Linked DNA regions of Homo sapiens: region 1 is linked to region 2. Evidence: chromatin contacts called from ENCODE Hi-C data. All regions are on one chromosome and are shown on one strand. The core of a region is the stretch at or near the end of the contact, and the rest is flanking DNA. Distances in the headings are between cores, read along the strand shown. Region 1 holds the start of DENND2C (DENN domain containing 2C). Region 2 overlaps TSPAN2 (tetraspanin 2).

Evidence for each region. A loop is a pair of places that touch in the nucleus more often than their neighbours do. Pooled maps may share reads with other maps.
Region 1: a map of endothelial cell of umbilical vein shows a loop between it and region 2 (3-fold over the local background). The contact joins the promoter of DENND2C here to the enhancer-like site in region 2. A Hi-C loop is called at or near these places in 2 of 168 maps with a recorded cell type or tissue (CD8-positive, alpha-beta T cell and endothelial cell of umbilical vein), 1 of 37 single-sample maps with no recorded cell type and 10 of 50 pooled maps.

What each region holds. Positions count from the first base shown.
Region 1 is chr1:114,666,001-114,672,008 of GRCh38, reverse strand. It overlaps DENND2C (DENN domain containing 2C), which reads left to right and starts at 1,960. Exons shown (of 21, transcript NM_001256404.2): 1 at 1,960-2,026. LOC124904354 (a long non-coding RNA gene) reads right to left here and starts at 1,598. Exons shown (of 2, transcript XR_007066465.1): 1 at 1,359-1,598; 2 at 1,055-1,160. RefSeq lists an enhancer at 1,587-1,746 and a silencer at 1,867-1,956.
Region 2 is chr1:115,060,326-115,066,034 of GRCh38, reverse strand. It overlaps TSPAN2 (tetraspanin 2), which reads left to right. Exons shown (of 8, transcript NM_005725.6): 3 at 3,803-3,900; 4 at 5,497-5,571. Among named protein-coding and RNA genes, the nearest start is that of TSPAN2, 26 kb to the left of the region's middle. RefSeq lists an enhancer at 3,180-3,703. Within about 2 kb of position 3,199, at least 24 of the 41 ENCODE cell types and tissues checked have a DNase peak (open chromatin) inside an H3K27ac peak, as active enhancers do; they include CD8-positive, alpha-beta T cell and endothelial cell of umbilical vein, where a contact is called at or near this core.

The sequences.
Region 1 (6,008 bases), core at 711-3,210, 390 kb after region 2:
GTTTCACCATGTCACCCCAGCTGGTCTCAAACTCCTATGCTCAAGCGATCCATGTGCCTTGGCCTCCCAAAGTACTGGGATTACAGGCGTGAGCCACTGTGCCCAGCCTGAACTTTCAAATGGAAAAAAAATTGAAAGCAAATTTCTGCACGTTTCTATATTCTACACATGCAGCCATAAGCATAGGTGTAACCCTGATGGCATGTTTGTACTAGCTCTGGTGTAAGAATCTCTTCCTGATTTCTGAAGTTGAAGTTTTGTTTGTTGAGTATTTGTGAACCCTTTAAAGAACCAGATTTTATTTTACCTTGGCCTCCTCATCATCAAAATAGTACAAATTGCTACATTAAACACTGTATTCTCAGACTTCAAAGGGCATTAACTACCATTATGTATATCTCCATCTTACCCATGAGAGGGCAGTAGAATACATACATGTGAATTCATTTATTAATCTATAAATTTGGTTTCATACGTGATACTTGGAATTCAACCTGCCTTATTTTGCCAAATAATCTTCCTGAATGCAGGGGTCAAAAAATACATTTCTGGGCTGGGTGCAGTGGCTCATGTCTGTAATCCCAGCACTTTGGGAGGCTGAGGCAGGAGGACTGCTTGAGCTCGGGAGTTGGAGACCAGCCTGGGCAACATAGCGAGACCCTGTCTCTACAAAAAAATAAAAATAAAAATATTAGCCGGGGGTGGTGGTGCATGCTTATAATACTAGCTGCTTGGGAGGCCGAGGTGGGACGATTCTTTGAGCCTAGGAAGTTGAGACTTCAAGTGAGCTATGATTGGGCCACCGCACTCCAGTGTGAGTGACACAAAGAGACCCTGTCTCAATAAATAAATAGATAGACACATTATATAAGAATTTTTTTTTTTTTGGTGGGGGAAGCCCATAATGATCAGTGTGCAAAATTTACTACAAACAATATCCACATTTATTTCCTCATTGGGACATGATTTTTTTTAAGTATGTCATTACTTTTTTTTCCCCCATCATAGAATGTAATTTCTGTTTTACTGTCTACAGGTGATAGTTTCACAACGGTTTGGGATATGCTACCTTTATTGTTTGGGTTAAGTTTGCTTGTGACAGTCATCCGTGATACGTAACTAAACACCTCTCTTTCTGGTAGTCTTCTATTTTGGTACCTCTGTGTGAACAAATGTAGGAAGAGTTTGGTCACCAGACCCAAGAGGCTCTGGCTGGGTGGGGTGGGGTGGGGTGGGGCGGGGCGAGGCGGGGTGGGGTGGTTAGCGAGTGCCTGGGAAACAGGCTCAACTGATCCTTGTCCCGCAGCCTCGGTGAAACTGGGTTACAGCTTGCAGTAGGCACAACACCACGCACATACCTAAGCAAGAGCGTGTTGCAGGCGGAGCGCTTAGGCATGTGTGTCTCAACAGGGCGTGGGGGCTGACCTCACGCACTGGGAGTATCAAGGCACCCCCGTTCTGAGATTCCAAGCCTGAGGTGCCGCGAGAGTTATTTGCTTCTCTTGACGTTTCAAGTTGGCACCGTAGTGCAATTGTTTGCTCACTGAGGTCAGCCTAGGAAACAGTGCTTGGATTCCCTGATTAAGCCAGGCTTTATCTTGTTGAGTAGTTGTGAAGAGTAAACCTTCACATGAAGCATAGGGCCGTCTCCGTGGGGCCGATGCGACGGCAGGCGAAGGCGATGGAGCTCTGGCTCGAGGGCTTGGCCGGACGACGGTGACACTGGTCGCCCGCCTGCTGGAACTGCAGTGACCGAGGTCCTGGCAAGGTTCTGGCCATACAGCGGACTTGAGGCGTGGTGGTTCCCCTCACCGCCGGCCGGGGCGGTGTCGGAGGCGGGCATAGCGTGAGGGGTGGGAATAGGAGCCAATAAGAACTGAGCCTTGCCAGGGAGGGCGGGGCTAGGGGGTGGGGCTGCAGCCGGGACGGGGCCTTCGGCAGGGCCTGCGGGGGCGGGACGGAGCGGACCCGAGTGATACCCGGGAGACTAGCTTGGCCACAGGAGACAACGTTGAGGTACAGACAGGTAAGAGTCGGGGTGATTCGGCGCGGGGTTTTAAGCCGCAGGGGCTTCGGACTCTCGGGGCTGTCGGCATCACCCTTCTGGGCGTCGGGTGCGGGGCTGTGGCGCCGCGGCGTAGTCCTCGGACGGTGCGAGCCGAGCTGGCGGAGGTGGTGTCTCCGCGCCCCGCTGTCTCGGCACCTCCTCCGTCCGGAGGAGCAACCGGTTGTTGGGCCCAGCTTTGGGACGTCCTCTCGTGGCCGCACGGGTTGTGGCGGAGCCTGGCTGAAGACCTCCTCGCTACCTCAGGGGCTTGGGGACCCCTAGGCTGGGCGCCGCTCTCTGCTGGGGAAGAGGGAGGGAGCGCCCGGCAGCCTGGGGAAACGCGGGCTTTCTCCAAAATTAGCCAGTGAGCTTGAACTTCGACATGCTGGGACGATGCACTTCCAAACAATATTTTGCTTTTTTTGGTGTTTTGATTCTTAACAGCATCTAATACGCACAATACCGAAAGTTGTCAAGTAGAATTTTAATTTAAAAGTCTGACAGTGGAACACCTAAGAGCTTTTGAGTAACTAGAGCTGTATAGCAGCTGATGATTAGATTATGAGTCAAAAGGCTCAAGTCTAGGGCCAGAACCCGCGGAACCAGATGTGATACCTCGGCCAAATTAACTTCCTGGGCCTCTCTTTCCGTAACTGTGAAACTGGCAAGTTCATGCCTATGGGTATTCTCAGGGTCAAATCAGATGAGTGACAGTATTCTACAAATGTCAGATATTTGAACGTGCGTGTGGAGCGTGTATATTCTGTGAAGCAACTACTACTTGCCTGGTACATAGTAGGCACTTTACAAACGTTTACCCTAAAGCTAGTGATTCTTCTGCAGTGTTTTAGATAAAGTGATAGATCCTTGCTTACTGTGTAAATAAGTTGTTTAAACTTTTCCCACAAAGTGACCCCCATTGTTTGAGTGTGTCCTATTTTTAAATGATTGATGAAATTTTCTAGAATAGCACAGTGGTGTTATCTATACACTGTTGCTGAATCATTTACCGCGAAGTCTGTAGCAATCAAATAATCTACTTCTTTGTCTTAGCTAAATAGTTGTAGTTTAAGATACCTGCTAAAGTAAGCTGGGAATATTGTTCCAAATCAAGACTTTAATTTGTTTTTGTGAATTGACGGGCTGCTTATAGGAAGATTTAAATCTTCCAAAATATTGTTAATATATAGCCATATTTTTTCATACAGCCTTTATTATAGACGTTTTTGTTCTTTACTATGGATATGTGTGCGAGGGATTTTAGCGGGGAGATGGGAAATAAAAAAGAAAATGGCAGTTTTGTAACCTGTAGGCTTTTGCTGGGGATACTTGTAGGCCTGTTCTGAGTTTGCCAGGCAGAAACCAGGAAATGTAGTAATTATGTGTCTTGGTCTTTCATTAGTTGGGGTGTGTGTGTGTGTGTGTGTGTGTGTGTGTGTGTTGAATGTGGCAGTACGTTTTTTAAATGCAGCAATAAAGGAAGAATATTTATTTTTCTTAATGACAATAAGCAGTTTTCTAAAGCTGGAAATTATATTACTTTTAAATGGTCTGTAGTGAGTCTTAAGTTATAGGCAAGAATTTTAGACCACTGGATACCAAGATCAAATTAAATGAAGTAGTAGAGGGAAAGTTACTAGTGAATGTAATTTTTGTGTGTGTTGCTTTAGAAGTTTTACTTAAACATGTTTCAGCAATTCAGTGGAGGATGGGTCTTTTGAAGCTACTTTAAAACATGAGTTTTAAACGTACTCCATGTATAAATTTTTCTGTGATTTACAATTTCTTGATCTTGGAGGTCTGAAACCTTACATTCACATTGTTTTTTGAGGGCCTACTACACAATAGGCACAAGATTATATTTATGTAAGAGCAGTATGTAATTCCTGTCATCTAGGAGATTCCATTCTACCAAGTGGGCTAAAATAAGTACTGAAAAAACAAAAGCTGTTTTTAAAGCGGATGGTAACAATAACAACATCAGCTATCATTCATTGGTACCTAGTCTGTGCCAGGCAGTATTCTAAATTCTTTACATGTATTAGCTTACTTAATCCTCACAACAGCACCATGAGGGATGTTATTATGATTATCTCATTAAGAGGCATAGAGAGGTTGAGTAACTTGCCCATGATTAGACAACCTAGATAGCAAAAGTAGGATTCAAATCAGTCATTCTCCAAGGACCTGATTGTAACCTTTGCGCTATACTGAGTTTCAAATTCTGTGAGTGAGATACAAATGACATCTAATAGGTATTTTAAAAAGAGGTCTATAAAAAACTATTTCAAAAAGAAGGAAAGAAAGAGGAAAAAATAAACTGGTATTGCAATACCAGTTTTATTGCAATTAAAACGATGTAATTATAGTTTATCTGTGGGAACCCTTTTTTTGTTATTGTTGCCAGTGAATGACATGGGGATGATTCTAAGCTCTCAGTCCCTCAGTAACAACAGTTATGGCATTATCTTAACAATATGAGGTGCTTATTTTTCATTAAAAAGCACCTCATAACTTCTTTCATTAAGAAGTTAAAAATATCTGTTCTCAGACTGTAAATTAAGTATTAGATTCAAGAAGAGAAAATGCTTCCCTGTCTTTAAGAAGCTTATAACCCAACATGTAAATAAGGCTCTACAATTTCAGCATGATAAGAGCTGTAAAGAAGTATAGATTTAGGTACGTTTGAAGAGTTGCAAGAAAAAGAAAGAAGTATAGATAGAATTTAACCACTGATGAGGAAAAATCATTCTGCGTGTGGTAGGGAGGACGATTAGAGAGAAGATATTAAATTTGGCTTTGAAGGATGAATAGGAGTTTGCTGAAATTGGGTCAGGAAACAGGAGATATGAATGAAAACCAGGGATAAGTGTGCAAGTATATGGTATGTTTGAGGAATGTGTTGTAGTCCATTGTACTGAAGGCCAGGGTGTGTAGAAATGGGTGGTTTGGCTAAAGGAGATGGTGCCTGGAAATAAGATGAAAAAATAAAATTGCAAAGCTTCCTTGCTGATTGCATTAGGATCACTAAAATTGCTAGGTAATGTGGTATTTCACTTCCCTTCATTTGGAACAATGAAATGAGTAATTAGTTCAGTTTGGCAGAATGTTTCACTAAAAAATATGGTGTTAAAGGTACTTTTAATACTTTGAAGTACAAGATATAAGATAACATTACAGACTTAGGTAAGTAAAAAGTTAAGATTTAGGGCCAGGCGTGGTGGCTCATGCCTGTAATCCCAGCACTCTGGGAGGCCAAGGCAGGTGGATCAAGAGGTCAGGAGATCGGGAGCATCCTGGTCAACATGGCGAAACCCCATCTCTACTAAAATACAAAAATTATACGGGTGTGGTGGCGTGTGCCTGTAATCCCAGCTACTTGGGAGGCTGAGGCAGGAGAATCATTTGAACCAGGGAGTCAGAGGTTGCGGTGAGCTGAGGTCGTGCACCTGCACTCCAGCCTGGCAACAGAGTGAGACTGTCTTTAAAAAAAAAAGTTATGATTCAGAAAAAGAGGGAAAAAAGTCTTCTGATGCTAGGTCTTGAAGAGCCAGAGTATCGTGCTAAGGACTTTGGACTTGATTCTAAAGACAATGGAGAGCCAGTGAAGGATTTTAGATATAGGTGTTTAGGAAAGATAAGCTGAAAATGGTTTGGAGGCTGAATTGGATGAAGAGAGACAAAAGGTAGGGAGATAAGTTAGGAGGCTGTTGCTATTGAAATAGTCCAGATAAGGGAGGATAGGGGCCTGGAGTAGGAAAATAGTAATAGGGATGGAGAGGAGAGGATAGATAGTGAAGGTGTAGAATTTGACAGGGCTTTAAAATCAATTGGCTCAAAAGAGGAACAGAAAAGTAAATGACTTAGTTTTTTAGCTTGGAAAACTGTTTGGATGAAGGGTCTTGTTTTATTTTTTAATATTGGAGGAAGATAATTGTTTCCATTTTGAATTCATGTTGAG
Region 2 (5,709 bases), core at 1,950-4,449:
TGTTAAGTGAAACAAGCCAAGCACAGGAAGAGCAGATATCACATGATCTCACTCATGTGGGAACTGAATAAGTGGATCTCATGGAGGCCGAGGGTAGACTGATGGTTACTGGAGGCCGCAGAGTGTAGGGGGTTGGGGAGATAAAGAGAAGCTGCTTAATGGGTACAAAAATACAGTTAAATAGAAGGAAGAAATTCTTGTATTCTATAGAACAGTAGGAAAATTATATTTAGCAATAATTTTTATATATTTCAAAGTAGCTAGGTGAGAAGAATTGTAACTTCCCAACACAAAGATAAATGTTTGAGGTGATGGATATCTCAGTGACACTGATTTGATCCTTACACATTGTATACATGCATTGAAATAGCATATGTACCCCCAAAATGTGTACAACTATTATGTATCAGTAAGATATTAATAAATAATTTTAAATACTTTTTAAATTTTTAAAAATGAAGGTGTCCCAGGGAAAGTACTTGTGGTAGCATGTCACAGAGATCACTGGCATCCCAAAGGCCAGCTATTCATGATGAAAATGTAATTTCAAAATGTTTTCTATTTTTCAAATCAAAGGCAATAGGACTCGGAAAGCATGAGGGCTTTGGGAAGTAGGTCGTATGTTTGTCACACCTGCTCCTGTGGGAAGGAGAAGGCTCTACAGTAACCATCTTGGAATTTAAAATGTGGCTGTAAATTAATTATTACATTCAGCAGCTATTTTTTGAGGGTCAGACCATAAGAAGGATAAAGTATCCTTGGAAGCCACAGGTGGCCTTATGGCATGCGGAGTATTAGAGCCAGATTTGGAACTGGATCCGGCACGCCCAGGGAACCTTTCCTCTTGTAGAATTTCTTCTGCTTTTCCCTTCAGCTTCAGCAAGCAATGTTCATTTGGAGCTGGGCTGAGTCACGGGCCCACACATACAAAACAGAGGCTGGCTGAGAAGTGGCCTCAAAGTTGAAGCTGCTAGGGCAGCTTCAGGTTGTTTTTGCCGTGAGCTCTGGGATTCTGATAGCCTAAGAATGAAATATTGTTCAAAAAAGCACACTTTCCTGAAAAGCTCATTATTTCAGAAGGATAAGGATTGTTGCCTGAGGGAGCAGACAGTTTCATTTACAGTGGGGAACAACTCTGGCCTCCTCAAACCTCTGTGCCCCTGTCCAGTGAGCCTCCTGCCTCCTCACGAGCCTCCCTCTTTCACATATTCCAGGGTGTCTCGGGGTGCGAAGCAACCATCCTCATGTGCTTGGCTTTGGAGAGCACAGCTATGTAGTTGCTTTGTGGATGTTTGCTGAGACCTGTTTCCAGCATATATCTCTAAGCAAAGATGGGTGATGACAGCCAGCAAGCCTGGAACTGATTTGATTTTCTCTGTCTTATCTACTAATCCAATGCACACTGACTAAGAATTCTGCCTTGTGCAGGGCATGTTCTAGAGAGGATGAATAAGGTTTGTCAACTTGAAATCTATAATGAGAGACTAATATGAGAACCTGCAAAAGCACAAAATGGAAAAGAGCAGGACACAGCCAGATCATGGTGAATTCCCAGGTGGCTGGAGCATAGGATGGATAAAGATTTTGGGGGAAACTGTTCTGTAGGCTGTGACTTCATGATAGATCTGCAAACGGCATCATGTAGCAATTGTGGCAGTAGCAATGAGAGGCAATGGGCATGTTCTGCAGCAAGGGGGTCCACCAGGAGACATTCCATGAAGGAACTGAATATGGTGTTGTTGCTGCCGCCCTGCATTCAGCTCGCTTCTGTGGGGTGGTCAAATAGAAGTGTGGGATGGGAATTGGGGCTGCAGGCCAGGGCATCCTGCCTACAGCCATCTTGACTCTCAGACCTCCATTTGTAAAACAGAAATAATAGTCCTTGCTTACCTAACCACGTTGTTTTGAGAAGCCAATAAGATGATGGAAGTGAGAGCTTTGAAAACATTGCAACACAGTGAATGACTTTTTTTTTTCTTTTTCAACTTTCATTTTAGAATCAGGGGGTACATGGGCAGGTTTGTTACAAAGGTACATTGAGTGATGCCGAGATTGGGGGTATGACTGAACCTGTCACTGAGGTAATGAATATAGTATCCAATAGTTAGTTTTTCAACACCTGTGCCCCTCTAGTAGTCCCCAGTATCTATCATTCCCATCTTTATGTCCATGTGTACCCAATATTTAGCTCCTACTTATAAGTGAGAACATGCGGTATTTGATGTTCTGTTCCTGTGATAGTTTGCTTAGGATAATGGCCTCCAGCTGCATTCATGTTGCTGCAAAGGGCATGATTTTGTTCTTTTTTATGGCTGCATAGTATTCCATGGTGTATATGTACCACATTTTCTTTATCCTATCTACCATTGATGGGCACCTGGGTTGATTCCATACCTTTGCCGTTGTGAATAGTGCTGCAGTGAACATGTACCCTTTTGACAGAATGACTTATTTTCCTTTAGGTATTTACCCAGCAATGGGATTGCCGGGTCGAGTGGTAGTTCAACTCAGTTGTTTGAGTCATCTCCAAACTGCCTTCTGCAGTGGCTGTACTGATTTACATTCGCAACATTGTATAAAGTGTCCCCTTTACTCCCAGCCTTGCCAACATCTGTTATTTTTGACTTTTTAACAAAAGCCATTCTGACTGGTATGAGATGGTATCTCATTGTGGTTTTGATTTGCATTTCTCTGATGATTAGAGATGACGAGCATTATTTCATGTTTGTTGCTCGCTTGCATGTCTTCTTTGGAGAATTGTCTGTTTATGTCTTTTGCCCACTTTTTAATGGAGTTATTTGCCTTTTGCTTGTTGATTTGTTTAAGTTCCTTACAGATTCTGGATATTAGACCTTTGGTGAAAGACATTTTTAAAACAATAAAGTGTTGAGGTAGTGGGGCCAACAACACTATTATTTTTAATATGATATCATTTCTCACATTACCACATCCATTCCCTCATGAAATTATTCTTTTAGAGAAAAGGGAAAGGGAGGAGGTGGTAGAGCTAGAACAGCAGGAAATAAATACCCACCTCAGGACTGCAGAGCAGCAAGGCCTCAGGGCCCTGAAAAGAACGCTGAGGCCAGGTCCGGGTGGGGCAGGAAGCAGAGCAGCCTCGCCTGTGGCTCCTACTAGGTCTGTAAACTGCCAGATCTGCCCGCAAACCACCATCAGCAACCCAGAGGCGCCCCAGGAAGCACCCTGAATGCCAGGCCCAGGGGTTCCCCACAGAGGCGGGGCACCAGCCCCCACCCTCCCTATTAATGGGAGTGGTTTCCAGGTGACTCATATGAGTAAAATGCAAAAAATGAAATAGAGACCATTAACATGATTCCAAGTAAGACAAGTGCCAAGTCCCATATTGTATTCTAACTTATCTCAGGATCAGAGAAGGAAATACAAAAAGGCTTGGCTTTAGTTCTCTCAGAACCAGAGCATTTCTGTCCTTTTCTTTCTCTGTAAGAACTGTACGTGGGGCTTGCCTAAGCAGTAAGTGAAATCCCCACCTGAATGATGGCTGCCTCCATCACTAGAGATGCAAGACAGAGTCGGAGTGTTGGGCAGGCTTTTGAGGCTCATGGCTATTTTTCTCCCGGCTCTGCCAAACACCAGCTCTATGACCTTAAGCAAATCGCTTTACCTTTTGGGGCCCAGTTCCTCCGTGTCAAACATGGCAGTAAGAATAGCACCTCCTTTTGGTACTATTAGAATGCTCTGCAGTGCCCAGAGTCTTAAGCCTAGTTGGTCGTGGAGGCACTCGGTTGGCTCTCAGTGGTCTCCTCTGACCTCTTCCCCACAGGGCTGTATGTTCTGGTTGGAGCCGGGGCCCTGATGATGGCCGTGGGGTTCTTCGGGTGCTGCGGAGCCATGCGGGAGTCGCAATGTGTGCTTGGATCAGTAAGTGGGGCGAGGGGGTAAATGGTGGGGTGGGGGTGAGGGAGCGGCCTGCATCTGAAGGGAGTCAGTGCCTCTGGCCCCTGGCTCCAGCTCCTCCGTGGACTCTCTGAGCCCTTGGCATGCACTTTTCCTCCCTCAGTCTTGGTTTCTCCATCTCTTATATATGAATAATACTAACTAGGGCCGGGTGCCATGACTCACGCCTGTAATCCCAGCACTTTGGGAGGCTGAGGCAGGAGGATCTCTGGAGCCCAGGAGTTTAAGACTAGCTTGGGCAACACAGGGAGACCTAGTCTCTACCGGGTGTGATGGCACACACCTGTGGTCCCAGCTACTCAGGAGGCTGAGGCAGGAGGATCACTTAAGACCAGGAGTTGGGAGGCTGCAGTGAGCCATGACTGTACCACTGCACTCCAACCTGGGCGACAGAGCAAAACCTTGTCTTGAAAAAAGAAAAAAGAAAAAAAATATTATCTTTGTTCCTGCCTTATATGGGAAGTGTGAAAAGAAATGACGTCATTGGTGTAAAGATGTTTTGGGAGTAAAAGTACTTAGTAATTGTAAGGGGTGACTATGATTGTTCTTTAAAAAAAAATATTTCACAGTGGGTGAGGCAGCTAAAAGGTTTCTATAGCCAGGGAAGTGCTGTTATCTACAAGGAAAACATTTATGTTTGAGATCAATAACTTAACCAAAATCCCTCTTGTGGCTTATTTTAACAAGCAACCTCTGTTTAAAACAAAAATCAAATAATTTCAATTAACTGCTATACATTCTATGTCAGTGTAGCCTGAGAGAAACAGAAAGGAAGAAGAGGGGCAGGAGGAGAGAAAGTGTTGATATTTCTCCACAGGGAGTCAGAAACAGCAGTTTTAATAGGCAGCCTCTCATCTCTCATTACTTATTGTGATATTTGGATTTTTAACTCTGGCCGTAGCCTCTGATCTCTTGCTATGTGAAATGTCTGACTTATTTCTTTGCCATTCATTCCTTCTCTTTCTCCTACTGTTGAGCACATTTCTGTCTTGTTTATCACTGAACTTAGTTTGATCAGAGCAAATCCATAGACCAGAACAGAAATCCATCCAGAAGGACACCCCTCACCTCATCTCCTCAAAGAAGCCTTTCCAGACCACAGAATCTCCAGTCACCCCCTTCCCCATGCCCAGGCCGCATCAGTGATGCTCCCTCTCCTGACCTTATTTTATATCTTTCTAGGTCTTTTGTGTTCGTCAAGTATTTACTAAGCACGTAGGTGCCAGGTGGTGTTCTAGGTGGTGGGATTTTTACATCACTACCTGAACTTATCTTATTCACTTTTTAACTTCTTTACACAGTTATCGTATATTCCTCTGTCCAATCCAAGGTCCGTGATAACAGAGACATTTGGATATTATCTTGTTCACCACTGAATAGTCAGCACCAAGGACAGTACCTGGTGCAGAATAAATGCCTAATAAACAATTGCTGAATGAATGAATGAATGAATGAACCACATGAAAGCGATTCAGCCATTACATAAGGAAACTAAGGTGCAAAATATATAAATTGAAAAGGTATTAAATTAATGAAATTAGTATTTTCTCTCCTCTACAGTTTTTTACCTGCCTCCTGGTGATATTTGCTGCTGAAGTAACCACTGGAGTATTTGCTTTTATAGGCAAGGGGGTAGTAAGTAAAATTACTTATAATGTTTTTCTATGATGGTTAAAAGTGTTAGAATATTGATACCCACAATAGTGTTAAGAAACCAAATAATCCCCATTATTATAGTTTAAACAGAACTTTTTAACTTAGAAGTGGTGTGCA